Regions from separate parts of the Homo sapiens genome. Here region 1 is linked to region 2. The links are chromatin loops, found by intact Hi-C in ENCODE. Cell type or tissue: heart right ventricle. All regions are shown on one strand. Links, peaks and the distances in the headings refer to the core of each region. The heading gives the core; the rest is flanking DNA.

Evidence for each region. Peaks named below come from ENCODE experiments on the same cell type or tissue, not always from the same donor. Only the 100,000 strongest peaks of a DNase experiment are listed, where the experiment ranks them.
Region 1: a loop joins it to region 2, with 4 times the contacts of the local background. A loop is called at or near these places in 1 of 110 quality-filtered maps.

What each region holds. Positions count from the first base shown.
Region 1 is chr22:33,442,496-33,445,413 of GRCh38, reverse strand. The region is part of intron 6 of LARGE1 (LARGE xylosyl- and glucuronyltransferase 1); the gene reads left to right. Among named protein-coding and RNA genes, the nearest start is that of MIR4764, 7.3 kb to the right of the region's middle. In heart right ventricle, for the core only: a CTCF peak has its summit at 1,509; no DNase peak of the experiment used is centred there.
Region 2 is chr22:33,505,279-33,508,196 of GRCh38, reverse strand. The region is part of intron 6 of LARGE1 (LARGE xylosyl- and glucuronyltransferase 1); the gene reads left to right. Among named protein-coding and RNA genes, the nearest start is that of MIR4764, 70 kb to the right of the region's middle. In heart right ventricle, for the core only: no CTCF peak of the experiment used is centred there; a DNase peak (open chromatin) is centred at 1,724.

The DNA of each region.
Region 1 (2,918 bases), core at 171-2,670, 63 kb after region 2:
TTTTTGGCTAACTTCCCACCTTTCAGCATTCTGGACCTCTCTATCTCAGCCATTTCTGAGTCACAGTTCCACAATTGTTGGTGTGACTGTTTAGTGGACCTCGTCCTGTTTTATCAGCTGAATTCAGTCCCCCAAAATTCATATGTGGGAGCCCTGACCCCTTGTCACCTCACAATGTGACCATATTTTGAGATGGGACCTTGAAGGAGGTGATTAAGGTAAAGCTAAGACATGAAGATAGGCCCTAATCCCAGAAGACTGGTGCCCTTGTAAGAAGAGGAGGTGGCGGGGCACAGCGGCTCACACCTGTAATCCCAGCACTTTGGGAGGCCGTGGCGGGCGGATCACCTGAGGTCAGGAGTTCAAGACCAGCCTGACTGACATGGCGAAACCGCGTCTCTACCAAAAATACAAAAATGAGCCGTGCATGGTGGTACGCGCCTGTAATCCCAGCTACTTGGGAGGTTGAGGCAGGAGAATCGCTTGAACCTGGGAGGCGGAGGTTGCAGTGAGTCGAGATCGCGCCACTGCACTCCAGCCTAGGTGACAGAACAAGACAACGTCTCACCGTCTCAAAAAATAAAACTGTAAGCTCCACTGAGGGAAGGGACCGCCTCAGCCCTGCTTGTTGCTAGACTCTGATTCTGATATAGATGCAATGAATATTTGTTGAATAGATGAATAACTTATCTCATGATGTTGACAGAGACCTTTGAAATACGCCTTTCATTAACCTTATACCAAATGATGCCAAGCCAGCATACCTTTATCCTTTTAGTAAGTCCTGGCTTGAATTTCATCCACATTCTTCCTCATTCAACAAGAATTACTACATCTTTATAATCTGCCCAAGGATCAGGCTTAAGAATAGAAAGAGATTTTGTGCTTAAGTTTCCTGACCACTTCGCCATGCAAGGAGGGCCTCTCTCATCAGTAGCTGTTCTGAGTGAGCCGAGATCATGCCACTGCACTCCAGCCTGGATGACAGAGCAAGACTCCATCTCAAAAAAGAAGAAAGGAATACTATAAGGGGAAAAAAATTAAGCAGTAACTACTTAAAACCCAGAAATTTTTGGTAATAGTGATAATACTTAATCAAAATTGGACAGTTATTTTACAATTTAACAATTCATTTTACAGTCAAAACAGTGTTATGATAGAAGTAGGATGAGTTTTACTGTTATCCACTGTTAAAAAAATAAAAATTAAAGTTTGGAAATTGAGTCATTTGACCCAGGTGGCACAGTTAATAATTGAAAAAGCCAGAACTTAAATGTTGGCCTTATCCTACACAGAAGTGCTTATTCTACAACCCCGCTTTGCAGCATTCTGGAGAAATTAACAAATTAAACAATTTCTCCTAGACACTAATAATAGTAAGTCAAAGGAATATCTGTGAGTGAAGTATCTAAAAGATGCCAACAAATTCTGTTTTTTAAAAAAGACAAATCCAAAATTTCCATGGATGGAGGTTGTAGCTGGGCTGAGGCCAGCTCTGCCGCCTCGTGGAGGCCTCGTCTGAGAGGTGGCGGCAGCCATGCGTCCTGGGAGTCAGTGTTATAAAAGCAGCCTTGGAAGAGAGCCTAGCAGCTCTGTGTTCCTTTTTTAGTTTTTCCCATTTCCAAAGACCAAAGATCACGGAAGGAAGAAGAGAAAAATCATTATTTCAGATTGAACTGAAGTCTTAAACTGTAAATTAAGTTAATGTGGGCCTGCTGGGGATATCTTGGGGGTTGGGGAGGGTGGACTTGTTCTTGGATCTTGGCAGAAGAAATCATTATCTGGACCTTTATTGGACTGGATACCCTTTTCTGCATCTTGGGCCTTCCTTCTCTATGCTCCCGAGGTGCCCTGGGTAGGATGTCCTCTCAGCTCAATGTACTAGGATTAACACTGAAAGAAATTAAACTCAGAGCATCCCAGTGGGCACCAGAGGGTTCTGCAGAGGGGCCTGGGCTCCTGCCTGCAACCCCAGGTGGCAGTGCAGACAGGAGCAGGTGGGCTGGGCATGCACTTCGACCACCCTTTCTCCCCTTCCTCTCTGTGCCCTTTAGAGTCTACCCCATGGTGATGCCCGCTGTAGCCATTCCCTTGGGGAGAGAAATGCTTTGCAGATGTTTCTAACCATAAGTGTAGGTGTGAAAACATGGGCTTTTGTAACTGAGAGGTGGGAATGCAATCCCCTACTCTGAGATTTCTTGACCTTGACATGTGACTTTATCTCTCTAAACCTCAATTTCCCTTCTGAAAGGTAGAAATAAGTACACTGCCCACCTCGTGGTGTCATTGTATCTCTTTGATGATGCATAGAAAGCAATCAATGGCTGGGTGCAGTGGCTCACGTCTGTAATCCCAACACTTTGGGAGGCCGAGGAGGGCGGATCATGAGGTCAAGAGATCGAGACCATCCTGGCTAACACGGTGAAAACCTGTCTCTACTAAAAAATACAAAAAATTAGCCGGATGTGGTGCGGGCGCCTGTAGTCCCAGCTACTCGGGAGGCTGAGGCAGGAGAATGGCGTGAACCCGGGAGGCGGAGCTTGCAGTGAGCGGAGATAGTGCCACTGCACTCCAGCCTGGGCGGCAGAGCGAGACTCCATCTCAAAAAAAAAAAAAAAAGCTATCAGTATCCCAGTGCCTGGACCAAGTACTAACTAGAGGGAGCAGCACTGAGAAAAACTGACTCTGCTCATAGGGCAGCTGTCCATACACATATGGACAGCACAAGTAAAAGAAGAACAAGTATGGGGATGTTCTTGATGAGAATGTTGAGAAAACTCATCACTGACATAGCATAAAGAGAGCTCCCAATCAGGTTGGAAGGCAGCTTTGAGGTCTTCAAACCTAGTCTTCTGCGCAGTACAGAAATCCCCCTTCCCACAGCATGCCTGGTAGGTGACCACCCCCTTTCAGAGGTC
Region 2 (2,918 bases), core at 192-2,691:
CTGGTTTTGGCTATGTGAAATTCTGTTGTTCGGTGTAGATTCTGTGTGCTCCACTGTGATCAAAGCTCATCTCTGTGAAAGTTTTTGAGGCTGGCAGATGTTTAGTTGTGCAAGGTCTTGTTAATTAGGAGAGGGAGCACATTATCAAAGGGAAGTGTGGCTGTTTCTGTTCTGTCTCTTTTCTTCCTTCAACCCAAAGGTATAAAATTAGGGAAGTTAGTCAGAAACGCAAGGAGGAGGTAGGAATTGTGGGATTTAAAGGTCCCCCTCTTCCAGAAGGTGATTGCTGTTAAAAGATGCTAGATTGTTTGTAAAGTGTGAATCCTCAACAGTCCCCCTAGGTATGTAATTCTGGTACCACACCAGTGTAGAGCAAGCTGGAGTTCCTAAACTTCCATAGATGAGAAGAGGGTGGTCATGAATGTGTGTCTTCCACCAGAACACCGTGCTTCAGAAACATTATTATGGTGAAATATACCTAACAAAATTTTACCATTGTAACCATTTTAAAGTACATAGTTCAGTGGCATTAAGTGCATTCACGTTGTGGTACAACCATCGCCACCATCCATCTCCAGAACTTTTTCATCATCCTGAACTGAAGCTTTATACCTATTAATATATATAATAACTGTACATTCTCCCCTCCCCCAGCTTCTGGTAGCCACCAGTCTCCTTTCTGTCTCAATGAATTTGAATATTCTAGGTATCCCATATAAGTGGAGTCATATGATGTTTGCGGGTTTTTTTTTAGTGTATGTCTGGTTTATTTCACTTAGCATGATATCTTCAAGTTTGATCCATTTTGTAGCATGTATGAGAATTTCCTTCTCCTGGGCATACACTTCAGGACTGTCAGCATCCTTAGCTCTGCACTCAGAGCCCCTCTCTAGGATTAACTCCCAGCACCAGATGCCCATTCAGACAACCTTGTTTCATTTGCACCTTTCTGAAGCAAACAGCATACCTGCTCTCGGGTCTCTATGCCATTGCAAAAGCTGGTCCCTATGCCTGGGATGTTCATGTCATCAGCCTGCTGAATTCCATCTCATTCTTAAGGCTTCCCTTGACTATCACTGTGACAGGGGTTGGGGGGTGTTTACTTGGATCACAGCATGTGACACCATCATGACCATCAATTCCCTTACCTCTTCTTCCCACTCCCTCTTCAGCCTGTGAGTACCTTAAAAGCAAACTCTCCCTTGCTCTTGTGTCTCCCAAATAGCTGACATGAAGTCTGGGGGTACAGTCTGCTTTGTTGTCTCTAATACTTCTCCTGAGTTTTTTTGTTTGTTTGAGACAGAGTCTAACTCTGTCGCCCAGGCTGGAGTACAATGGCGTGATCTCGGCTCACTGCAACCTCCGCCTCCTGGGTTCAAGCGATTCTCTTGCCTCAGTTTCCCAAGTAGCTGAAACTACAGACATGGGCCACCACACCTGTCTAATTTTTATGTTTTTACTAGAGACGGGGTTTCACCATATTGGCCAGGCTGGTCTCGAACTCCTGACCTCAGGTGATCTACCCGCCTCAGCCTCCCAAAGTGCTGGGATTATAGGCGTGAGCCACTGCCCCAGGCCAGTTCTCCTGAGTTTTAAGAAGAGGTGGGCAGCCTGCTAGACAAAGGCCAGACAAGACAGAATCCTCCTCCACTTTTGACGTAAGAAAGAGAACATCTGTGACCATGCAGAGTCATCATCTGGCTCCATGCCCCTTTCTCAGCTCCTCCCCGGGTGGAATTGTACATGCTGGGTTCAGCCTATGGGAGGAGGAAGGGTTTCCTCGAGGACACAGGAACAGCATGTCTCTGATGCCAGATCCCTGCTCTGGGGGCGCTCATCTGTGGCCTCAAGAGATGTATGGCTTCTGTGCCTAGTGCAGAGTTGGGATTGATTGCTCAGTTTAAATGGAAAATTGTTCCAAAAGCAGCAGCTGCCTCTCCAGCCCTGAATGAGAAGAATGTATCTTTCTCTGAGTCCAAAAATATATATATATATATATTATGTAGCACATACTATGTTCAGGGCATCCTTTGAGGGGAAGGTTTGAAATGAGGCCCTTGAAATGAGGCCCCATTCTTCCCTTCAGGGAAGATCTAATCTCAAAGGGAAGCTGGGTAAATGCACAGAATTCATGGCTGTGAGTCCCCTAATTGAGTGGCAGTTGTAAAGCCTGGGGAATGCTGCCACTTTGATTTGCACATTGGCACCTACTATGCTTCAGGACTCTGGGGTGTCAGGGATTGGCATGATAATTTGTCCAATACAAACTATGTGGTGCTTTGTCTAATAGAACAGAACATAGAACATTCTGAGAGCAAAGTTGTCAGATCCATCATTTATTAAGCATTAGTAAGTGAGAGAAAAGAAGGGAAACTGATTGCAAGTGACAGGAATCAAGAGATGATTCCTGAAATGACACAGTCGCAGCACGACAAGGAATCCTGAAAGCCTGGGATGGCCACTCACCTAACCCAAGTCATCAGGTAGCCTGTGCACAGACTCCCCAGTGACGGGGAACTCGCTACCTCTCATGACAGCTTGTTGTGTCTACAAAGAGTTCTGGCTTTTGAAAGTTCTTCATATTCAGCCCAAAATCTCCTCTTGTAACTTCTCCCTTTGTTCTGGGTTTTACCCCTCACCATGCAGAATAAATCTCTCTTCCCAGCATCACCCTTCAGATGTGTGAGGCATCTATAATGGGCCCTGTGAGCCTTTTCTTCTTCCAGGGAAACGAGCCCAGTCTCTGCCTCCCTTCTAGGGGTAGGGATGACACATGAGCTGGGCAGAGGATTAGTAAAGCCCATTTGGATCCTCTCATCTCTACTACGATAATGGTATTAGCAGTAGCTCCAGACAGAAACCTGGCATTCCCCTGCAAACCTGACAGTTCAAAGCCTCAGCTTCACCCAGCCTCTGCA